2 separate regions of the Homo sapiens genome follow, and region 2 is linked to region 1. A link is a contact called in ENCODE Hi-C or POLR2A ChIA-PET data. All regions are on one chromosome and are shown on one strand. Each heading gives the region's core, a stretch centred on a gene start or an enhancer-like site at or near the end of the contact. The rest is flanking DNA. Distances are from core to core; before and after follow the strand shown. Region 1 holds the start of SMPDL3B (sphingomyelin phosphodiesterase acid like 3B). Region 2 overlaps EYA3 (EYA transcriptional coactivator and phosphatase 3).

Region 1 (5,217 bases), core at 1,662-4,161:
CATGCCACACTGCTGGGTGTGTTTGAAAACTGCTTTTGCCCAGGCCGTATTTTAGCTAGTCCTCAATCTGGTCTGGTGTCAAAGCCCTGCCTCTGGAGTCCAGTCCCACCTCCTGCCTCAGTTGTGCAGGTAAAAGAGTTCTCTTATACAGAGCACCTGGCTGTGGGGTGAGCAAGGCAGCCTTAGGACTCATTCCCTGGGCCACACTGCCCCTCAGCCTCCGTTTCCTCAAGTATAAGATGAAAGTACTGAACAGAGGTTCCCTGAAGGCCCTCCTAGTCTGACTCCTGTGATTCAGTGGCTTTTGTCTGTTATTGCCTATAACCCACACCACACAATGGTCTCAGTCTCTATTTCAGTCCTTTGCTATTAAGGCTAGCATTAGCCCCAAAACACAATTGTAATTCATCCTTTGTAAATGGAGGCCCTCCAAAACCCATGGAGTTCATTTGTTAAAACCTACATTTACGGACCACCTACAGTGAATACCCTCTGTTCACAATAGCTCCAGAGGTAGGTGTTACCATTCCTGCCCTGGTCCTGCTCCCTCAGCCCTGGGCTGGCCTTCCAGGGAGTGTTTTCCTACCAAGCTAACCCACAGGGGAAGAACCTGTCTGCTTCTCTGCAGTTAGAAGCTGAGGAAGGAGCGAAATGTTACACAGGACATGTGTAGGAGGAGAAGGAGCCAGCAAGTTGGCATCCACCCAAGCTCCTGGCTAAGGAAAGTGGAGGCAGAAATCCCACAGTTTAATGCAAAGCAGGGATGATGCTGTCTGATCCCCTGTCTCAGAATCCACCTGTGCTTCAGGAAGACACCTGGAGTTGGAAAAACCTTACAGGTGCTGCGGAATTCCTTTTTTTGTTGTTGTTTGTTTGTTTGTTTGTTTTTTGAGACGGAGCCTCACTCTGTCGCCCAGGCTGGAGTGCAGTGGTGCAATCTCGGCTCACTGCAAGCTCCACCTCCCGGGTTTACCCCATTCTCCTGCTTCAGCCTCCCAAGTAGCTGGGACGACAGGTGCTCATCACCACGCCTGGCTAATTTTTTGTACTTTTAGTAGAGTATTTTTAGTTTCACCGTATTAGCCAGGATTGTCTCAATCTCCTGACCTCGTGATCCGCCCGCCTCGGCCTCCCAAAGTGCTGGGATTACAGGCGTGAGCCACCGCATCCGGCCCGGAATTCCTTTTAAATTTACTTTAAAAGGAATACATTCCAGCAAGTTTGGAGAAAAGAGAAAAAAATAGTACCTCTAAACCCCACCATCCCAAGAGGACATGAAGCATAGTACAGCCAGGCACAGGCTTTGTCCTGCCATTTCCCAGCTGGGAGATCTTCAGCAAGTGCAATGTCCCCTCTGAGACTCATTTGCCTCATCTGCAAAATGGGTATAATGATATTAGCACCTACTTCAGAGGGGCTATAAAGAGAATTTTTTTCTTTCATTTTCTTTTTTTTTTTTGAGATGGTCTCATTCCCGTCACCCAGGCTGGGGTGCAGTGGCACAATCACAGCTCACTGCAGCCTCAACCTCCCAGGCTCAGGTAATTCTCCCAGCTGAGTCTCCCAAGTAGCTGGCACTACAGGCACCCACTACCACACCCAGCTAATTTTTGGTATTTTTAGTAGAGTCAGGGTTTTGCTATGTTGCCCAGGCTGGTCTCAAACTCCTGGACTCAAGCAATCCACCCTCCTCAGCCTCCCAAAGTGCTGGGATTACAGATGTTAGCCACTGCGTCTGGCCTCAAGGGTCCTTTTAAACATACAGAAGTCAGAATAGATTACACCTGTGCCTAGAACCCTCCAATGACATCCCATTTCACCCTGAGCAAAAGCCTGCGTCCTTCCTATCTACAGGCACGTGGAAAGAAAAATGTCTGAGTCCTCAAGAGAGTCTTCGAGGCTATCCATGATTTGGCACCTGCCCCACCCCACCATCTGCCAACCTCACCCCCACTTGTCCTGCCCACCCTGCTTCAGCCACGCGGGCTTCCTTGCTGTTCCTCATGCACATCTCCTGTGTGTCCACCTCAGACCCCGTGCACTGTCCTCTCTTCCTGTAATGTTCTGGACACCCATGTGGCTCCCCCACTCACTGCCTCAAGGCTCCACTTGAGTGTCACCTGATTTGACAGCTCTTCTCTGGACGTCTTGTAAGTACCCCCTCCCCACAACCCGCCTTCCCTGTTCTACTTTATTTTCCCCATAACACTTATCATCTCCTCCAATGCTGCGTACTTTACTTGTTCGTGTGGTTTGTTTTTTTCTCCCCAGATGAAGGAATTCTTCATTGAGACGGGGACTTTCTTTTCTTCTCTGATATATCCCTGGCTCCTAGAATAACGTATGGTACAGGAAAGGACCTCATTTGTTGAATGAGTCCACGAATCTTTCCTGCCACCTCCTACCTCTACTAATTAGCTAGCTCTCACGTACCCAGACCTCTTCGCAATGTCGGTGTCCCTCCCTGGCCAGCTGGCGCCTCCACTTAAAATCTTCAGCCTCAAACAGCACTTGCTAAGGCCCACTAGCTCTCCCCACCTGCCTCCCTGCCTAGCTCCTGCCTTGCTATCTTTAGAAGCACCTTCAAGCTGGCTGCGAGCAGCTTCCCGCAGCCCCAGAGTTCACAGTACAAAACAAAGGCATAGCAGACATTCCCAGTGCTGTACCTGGTTCAGCCCTGGCACCTCCCCAGTTAGCCAGGAAAATCAGCCAGGCGAGCAGCCTCATCCTCGGGGCTCACTTCCCCAGAGCCGTGGGATTCTCAGGCACTGTTGTTGTTCTCACCACAGGCTTCCTAAGTAGTTTTCTGTGGCCACGTGCCTGAGCAGAACTCCTTGTCCTGTTACAGGTGTTCCAAGTCCTCCAAGGCGTCTGGATCCTCTGGCTCTTCCTCCTTTGCCCAGCAGGGTATGATCTGGGCTGGCCCGAGGAGGCAGGCATACCGGACCCTTAAGTGGAAGCCACACCTCTCCTGCCAGTGCAGCCCCTGCCCCCAAGAGGGAGGGGCAAACAACAGAATTGCCGGTCAGCACATCAGGTGTATTGGCAAGCCCCGGAAAGGGGGATCTAATTCAGACTGAGGAATGTGAGAGGGCTTCTAGGAGGGGGTGACACGTTTAATCCTTTCTTAACATTGTATTATGGAAACAGTCAAACAGAAACAGGAGAGAGAATGGTGTAATGAACCCCCAAGTACCTTCCTCCAGCTTCAGTAATTATGAACTTATGGCCACTCTTATTTCATCTATACTCACTTTTGATTATTTTATGTATTTAAACAACTTTTTTTTTTTTTTGAGACGGAGTCTCATTCTGTCACCCAGGCTGTAGTGCAGTGGCACCATCTCAGCTCACTGCAAGCTCTGCCTCCCGGATTCACACCATTCTCCTGCCTCAGCCTCCCGAGTAGCTGGGACTACAGGCGCCCGCCACCACGCCCGGCTATTTTTTTGTATTTTTAGTAGAGACGGGGTTTCACTGTGTTAGCCAGGATGGTCTCGATCTCCTGACCTTGTGATCCACCCGTCTCGGCCTCCCAAAGTGCTGGGATTACAGGCATGAGCCACCGCGCCCGGCCCTATTTAAACAACTTTTAAAATTTTTTATTATTTTAACTTTTATTTATTTATGTATTTTTTTAGAGAAGTGTCTCAGGCTGGGTGCAGTGGCTCATGTCTGTAATCCCAGCACTTTGGTAGGCTAAGGCAGGAGGATCGCTTGAGCCCAGGAGTTTGAGGCCATCCTGAGCAACATAGTGAAACACCATCTCTACAAAAAATAAAAAAATTAGCTGGGCATGGTAATACATGTCTATAGTCCAGCTACTTGGGAGGCTGAGGCAGGAGGATCCCTTGAGCCTGGGAGGTAGAAGTTGCAGTAAGCCAAGATTGCATCATTGCATTCCAGCCTGGGTGATAGAGCAAGACTCTGTCTCAAAAAAAAAAAAAAAAAAAAAAAAGAAGGGGGTTGTCTCACTCTGCCACCCAGGCTAGAGTGCAGTGGCAAGATAATAATAGCTCACTGCAGCCTCGAGCTCCTGGACTCAAGCTATCTTCCTATCTTCCTGCTTCAACCTCTGGAATAGCTGGAACTATAGGCACTCGCTACCTCACCTGGCTTTTTTTTTTTTTTTTTTTAGAAACAGCATCTCACTACATTACTCAGGCTGGTCCCAAACTCCTGGCTTCAAGTGATCCTCCCACCTCAGCCTCCCAAAGCACTGGGCTGACAGGTGTGAGCTATCATACCTGGCCCTCACTGTATGATGTTAAATTCCAGTGATCATATCATCTTGAACGTAAACAGTATTTATCTCTAAAAGGTAAGGATTCTCTTTTTCTTTCTTTCTTTTTTTTTTTTTTTTTGAGATGGAGTTTCACTCTTGTTGCCCAGGCTGGAGTGCAATGGCAGGATCTCGGCTCACCGCAAAATCGGCCTCCCGGGTTCAAGTGATTATCCTGTCTCTGCCTCCCGAGTAGCTGGTATTACAGGCATGCGCCACCACACCTGGCTAATTTTGTATTTTTAGTAGAGATGGGGTTTCTCCATATTGGTCAGGCTGGTCTCAAACTCCCAACCTCAGGTGATCTGCCCAACTTGGCCTCCCAAAGTGCTGGGATTACAGGCGTGAGCCACTGCACCCGGCTAGGACTCTCTTTTTCTAACACATTATCAGATCTAAAAAAAAAAATAGTAATTCCACCAGGCGTGGTGGCTCACACCTGTAATCCCAGCTACTTGGGAGGCTGAGGCAGGAGAATCACTTGAACCCGGGAGGCGGAGCTTGCAGTGAGCCGAGATAGTGCCACTGCACTCTAGCCTGGGCGACAGAGCGAGACTCCACCTCAAAAAAAAAAAGAAAGAAAAAGAAAAACAGTAATTCCTTACTTCCACCAGGCAGATATGTGGTCAGTTTCCCTGATGTCACCAAATTTCCCTGATGTCTCTTTTTTTTTTTTTTTTTTTTTACAGCGGGTTCTTTCAAATCAGGGTCCAAACAAGGTCCACACATTGCATTTGGTAGATGTGTCTCTTAAGTCTCCCTTAATTTGTAGCTCTCCTGCCCTCTCCCCATTTTTTCCTTGTTCTTTGTCCTGTGAATTTCCCACATTCTGGAGGATTTGGCTGATTCCTTTCTGGTGGTGTCATTTAACATATTCCTCTGTCCCCCATATTTCCTGTAAACTGATAGTTACAGCCAAGGGTTTGATGACATTC
Region 2 (5,217 bases), core at 1,663-4,162, 45 kb before region 1:
CCAGGAGGCGGAGATTATAGTGAGCCAAGATTGCACCACTGCACTCCAGCCTGGACAACAGAGCAAGACTCTGTCTCAAAAAAAAAGAAAAACTGATGAACAAAAAACATTGCAGACAGATAAATGTACAGTATGTAATATCTATATAAAGATTTAAAATATTTACATTTTAGGAGTACTTGAAAAGTTTTGTTCTGTAATGTCTTGATTTTTTTTTTTTTTTAATCTAGAGCAACTATAAGGGTCAGGTGGAGTGGCTCACGCCTGTCATCCCAGGGCTTTGGGTGGCTGAGGTGGGAGAATCACTTGAGACCAGGAGTTTGAGATCAGCCTGGACAACATAGTCAGACCCCATCTCTACAAAAAAAATTTTTTTAATTAGCCAGGTGTGGCCAGGAGCCGTGGCTCATGCCTGTAATCCTAGCACTTTGGGAGGCCGAGGCAGGTGGATTGCCTGAGCTCAGGAGTTCAAGACCACCCTGGGCATCACGGTGAAACCCAGTCTCTACTAAAATTAGCTGGGCATGGTGGCGGGCACCTGTAGTCCTGGCTACTTAGGAGGCTGAGGCACGAGAATTGCTTGCGCCTGGGAGGCGGAGGTTGCAGTGAGCCAAGATCACGCCACTGCACTCCAGTCTGGGCAACAGAGAAAGACTCTGTCTCAAAAAAAAAAAAAAAAAAATTAGCCAGGTGTGATGGCTTGTACCTACAATCCTAGGTACTCTGGAGGCTAAGGTGGGAGGAGCACTTCAGCCCACAAGTTTGAGGCTGCAGTGAGCTATGATTGTGCCACTGTACTTCAGCCTGGATGGCATAGCAAGACTTTGTCTCATAAATAAGTAAATAAATACAGCAACTGTGAAGTGTTAAGATTTTACAAAGCTTCGTTGGTGGTAGGCATTTTTTTCTTTTTTTTTTTTTTTTGAGACAGGGTCTCACCAGGCTAGAGTTCAGTGATCACGACTCACTACAGCCTCGACCTCCCTGGCTCAAGCAACCCTCCCACCTCAGCTTTTCGAGTAGCTTGGGATTATAGATGCACACCGCCATGCCTAACTTTTCCTATTTTTTGTAGAAATGGGGTCTCACTTTGTTGTCAAGGCTGGTAATTCTCCATGCTTTTTTGTATGGTTGAATTATTTCATTTACAAGGGATTGGGTGGAAGGGAACATATATGAAAGCGCTCCCTTCAGATATTGTTCCTGCTGCCGGTTGCTTTATGTATATCATAGGAACCCAGAGCACTCACTGAGCCTCCCACATCTGAAAGACAGATTTTCTGTAGTGCTTATTATACTGAGACCTGGCACCCGCAGGCTCATCAGGCTAATGGAAATGATCTCATTCCCTCTGTCAGTAAGTGTGCTTATTTGGTATTTTTCCTCAGTCTCAGTTCATCCAGAGCTAATTTGCAAAGCTGCAGTGGGATCTGGTGCTATGGTAACCACAGTAGGAGGCTTGAGGCTTTTCTTCACAGAACTGTGAAATGGGAGCAAGGAGAAGAAATACTTTTTCACTTCCTCTGAAATGATAGCAAAATATGGTTCTCTTAATGGCCATTCTGTGATTTGGGGACATTAAAGAGAATTCTCAAAATAATTTCTGAAAATGTCAGAAGTTTTTTTTGTTTTGGGGGGTTTTCTTGAGACAGGGTCTCACTCTGGTACCTAGGCTGGAGTGCAGTGGCACGATTATAGCCCATTGCAACCTTAACCTTCCCACGCTCAAGCGATCCACCCACATCAGCCTCCTGAGTAGCCAGGACTTCAGGCGTGTTCCACCACCATACCCAGCTAATTTTTTAATTTTTTGTAGGGAAAAGGTCCCACTGTGTTGCCCAAGCTAATCTCAAACTCTTGTGCTCAAGTAATCCTCCTGCCTTAGGCCTCCCAAAGTGCTGGGATTGCAGACTTGAGCCACCGCTCCTGGCTAGAAATATTTTAATAGAGAAAACCCAGGGACTAATATTCTCCAAAGATTTGGCTGATCTTACAGTTCACCAGCTTCAATTGCTTGACATATGGTAAACTGATTAATCATTGGCCTCATCCTCCTGAACAGGAAAGCTCATATCCAGAAATGGAAGTATTTTACCAACTGTATTGGAGTGAGTCCTGTTTTCATGGAGCTGCTTCTTTACTTTGAGCTGTTAATAACTCTCTTGGCCTCTTAATCCTTTTAAAGGAGACATTACAGAGTATATTTCATCCTTGATCATTGCATGCCAGGACAGTGAAAATGTCTGTGTTCTTATCCTCAAAATATGAGTTACTGCCTTTGTTGAGTCTTACAAGAAAGTCAAACTGACTCACTTAAAAAAGTTTTTTGCTACAGACAGATCATAGTAGACTGTGCATCTGGTGGAGGTTGGCTTAGTTTGTAAAGCTGTAATGGGTGAAATGGAATTAAAGAACTCTTCAACACCATGAACATAATAAGAATTTATTATTAGTTGAATGGTTTAATGTTTGAACTGAATTGAGGCATAAGACCTGGACTACAGTCCTCCACTGAATCATTTGTGAGATTAATATGAATTTACTCAGCAAACATTGATTGAATCCCTCATATGAATGTAAGGCATGACAATTCTATTGTAAAATATTAGCACTAAAAGAGACCCAAGTGCACCTAAGCCAAGCCTTGTATTGTAAGTGGCCAGCTGAGCCCAGAGTGATCTAGTGTCTGGTCCAGTTGACTAGTCCGTCTGTTTTGAAGTGCCACTGGGTTAAGGATGTCAAAGATTTGCAGTTACATATCTGCACAACTTCTGTGCCAAGTAGGACTTCTGCGTATGGAAGTATAAGTTCTGGCCAATTATGTTACAGTTATCTTAGATTTGTATATTTATATATTACAGTGATTTTCCAGCAGATGGCAGTCAAATGTCTTGAGGAAGAGGCAGCTTTATCTTATTTACACAGGAACCCTGGTGCTAAGTCACTCTGTTGGGCAAGGGGAAAGAACAAGAAGGTTAATAGAGCAGGATGAAGAAGAAAGCCAAAGTTAGGACCTTGTTTAACTGAAGAAGGTGGCAGAAGCAGGGAGATAAAAAGAGCAAGGGATATAACTTCTTTTTATTTATACAAATAAAGTATCTTTCCCACAGCAGTATGATCTGTGTATGTTTTAGGTGTTGGTTGCAGATGGGATTTGAGTTTTGATACACTGCCATGTTTCTCAAAACTGTCTGCAGTTCTGAGAAATGGATTTAAATCACCCATTTCCCAAGGTCAATTTCAGTGATGCAGTATCTTGGTTACAACTACAAGGTATAGTAAGTAAGGAGGTTCCAGATATGACAAATGTTGATGCCATATTTATTGGTCACTGTTCTCAGTTCTATTCTGGGGCTGTTCTCTCACTGAAAGACGTAAGGCCTATACCCAGGACTGTTTCTGGGAAATGAAGAATTGGAGGGAAATGGCTTTTTGTTTGTTATTGTTTCTAACAAGAAATCAGGGCCTTGTGTTTTCACTTCTCTTTTCTACCCTAAAACATTTCACCCCAAAAATCATTCATTCATTATGACACAATGACCAGAGCCTAGATTTGGAGTCAGGGGCCCCAAGTTCTAGCTACTTGCTTGTTTGTGATCTAGGGGCAAGTCACTAAACCTATTAATCTTTCCCATTTATAGAAATTCCCTCACACTAAGATCTTAGGGACTTCACCCTCAACGTGAAGGTTAAAATAAGTTTTTGGGTTGTTTGTTTGTTTGTTTTGAGACAGAGTTCGCTCTTGTTGCCCAGGCTGGAGTGCGATGGCATGATCTCGGCTCACTGCAACCTCCGCCTCCCGGGTTCAAGCGATTCTCCTGCCTCAGCCTCCCCAGTAGCTGGGATTACAGGCACGCGCCGCCATGCCCAGCTAATTTTGTTTTTTAGTAGAGACGGGGTTTCTCCATGTTGGTCAGGCTGGTCTCAAATTCCCGACCTCAGGTGATTCGCCCGCCTCGGTCTCCCAAAGTGCTGGGATTACAGGCTTGAGCCACCATGCCCGGCCAAGTTATTTTAATGGCACAACTTCACATTCTTTGGGCAGAGGGTCTACTGGATCTCTAGCTCCCATCCCTACTCCCCAGCAAGCAAACTACATGGGCTGTCACTTAGTCCACCTAAGCACAGGCAGGTGAACCTAGCAGCAGCCCTCTTCTTTGGTTTTGAAAAGAAGAGAAGAGTATTCTAACAGGAAATTTCTTTTTCTCATCAGGTAAGGAGAGCTGCTTTGAGAGAATTGTGTCAAGGTTTGGAAAGAAAGTCACATATGTAGTGATTGGAGATGGACGAGATGAAGAAATTGCAGCCAAACAGGTAACCATGGTAAAGAAAAATAGTCTATGTGGTTGTACATCGAGTAATGAGAAAAATGGGAAAAACTACAAAATCTTAGCAATCTATTATGCATTTATAATATTTTCTCTTTCTTCCTCTCCCATTTTTCTTTAAAGAAAAAGAGGGTCTTTTTTTTCTCCAGATGGAGTTTTTCCTCTTAAGTTTTTAGATCCATCCCTTCCTCTTCCTCCCTGTCACTCAAGAATCTTAAAATCTTTAAGCCCTTCTACAGGGATCCCATCATTAAACCTGAGATGTGCCCCATCTTCCATCTTCAAAGACAGTGCCTTCTCAAGCATCAGACTTGACTGCAAAAAGGCTAATCATTCTTTCTTTTCCATGCTTCAAGTTCTCAGACAGTACAACCAATAGCTGTTTCTGTAGAGAAAGTCTTTCCTGCCTTTGAGCCCTGGAAAGATTGTTCTGATGTTAACCCCACCACTATACAGGTCCCAACTTCAGGTCACCCCTTCTTTTTTTCTTTTTTCTTTTTTTTTCTGTTTTTGAGATAGAGTCTCACTCTATCTCCCAGGCTGGAATGCAGTGGCACAGTCTTGGCTCACTGCAACCTCCGCCTCCTGGGTTCAAGCAATTTTCCTTCCTCAGCCTCCCAAGTGGCTGGGACTACAGGCACCCGCCACCATGCCCAACTAATTTTTGTATTTTTAGTAGAGACGGGGTTTCCCGTATTGGCCAGGCTGGTCTCGAACTCCTGACCTTGTGATCCGCCTGCCTCGGCCTCCCAAAGTGCTGGGATTACAGGTTTGAGCCACCACGCCTGGCCCAGGTCACCCCTTCTTAATATAGGAAACAATAGATGAAAGAGTCTTGGCTATAGAACTTAAAATCCCATCTGTGTCTCAGCTATGTGAATTTGAACAA

The links. Hi-C counts contacts between places; a loop is a spot of excess contacts on that map. ChIA-PET counts read pairs that join two places held with the same protein, here RNA polymerase II (POLR2A). Pooled maps may share reads with other maps.
Region 2: a loop to region 1 is called in a map of PC-3, with 4 times the contacts of the local background. The contact joins the enhancer-like site here to the promoter of SMPDL3B in region 1. A Hi-C loop is called at or near these places in 26 of 168 maps with a recorded cell type or tissue (B cell, CD14-positive monocyte, CD4-positive, alpha-beta T cell and 15 more), 7 of 37 single-sample maps with no recorded cell type and 26 of 50 pooled maps. POLR2A ChIA-PET finds 5 or more read pairs at or near these places in 22 of 52 experiments (AG04450, BJ, CD4-positive, alpha-beta T cell and 16 more).

Annotation. Positions count from the first base shown.
Region 1 is chr1:27,932,694-27,937,910 of GRCh38, reverse strand. It overlaps SMPDL3B (sphingomyelin phosphodiesterase acid like 3B), which reads right to left and starts at 2,911. Exons shown (of 8, transcript NM_014474.4): 1 at 2,667-2,911. The coding sequence starts at 2,727. RefSeq lists a silencer at 2,784-3,049 and an enhancer at 2,376-3,277.
Region 2 is chr1:27,977,471-27,982,687 of GRCh38, reverse strand. EYA3 (EYA transcriptional coactivator and phosphatase 3) reads left to right here. Exons shown (of 18, transcript NM_001990.4): 17 at 4,214-4,314. Among named protein-coding and RNA genes, the nearest start is that of XKR8, 20 kb to the right of the region's middle. Within about 2 kb of position 2,912, at least 2 of the 41 ENCODE cell types and tissues checked have a DNase peak (open chromatin) inside an H3K27ac peak, as active enhancers do; they include CD14-positive monocyte and GM12878, where a contact is called at or near this core.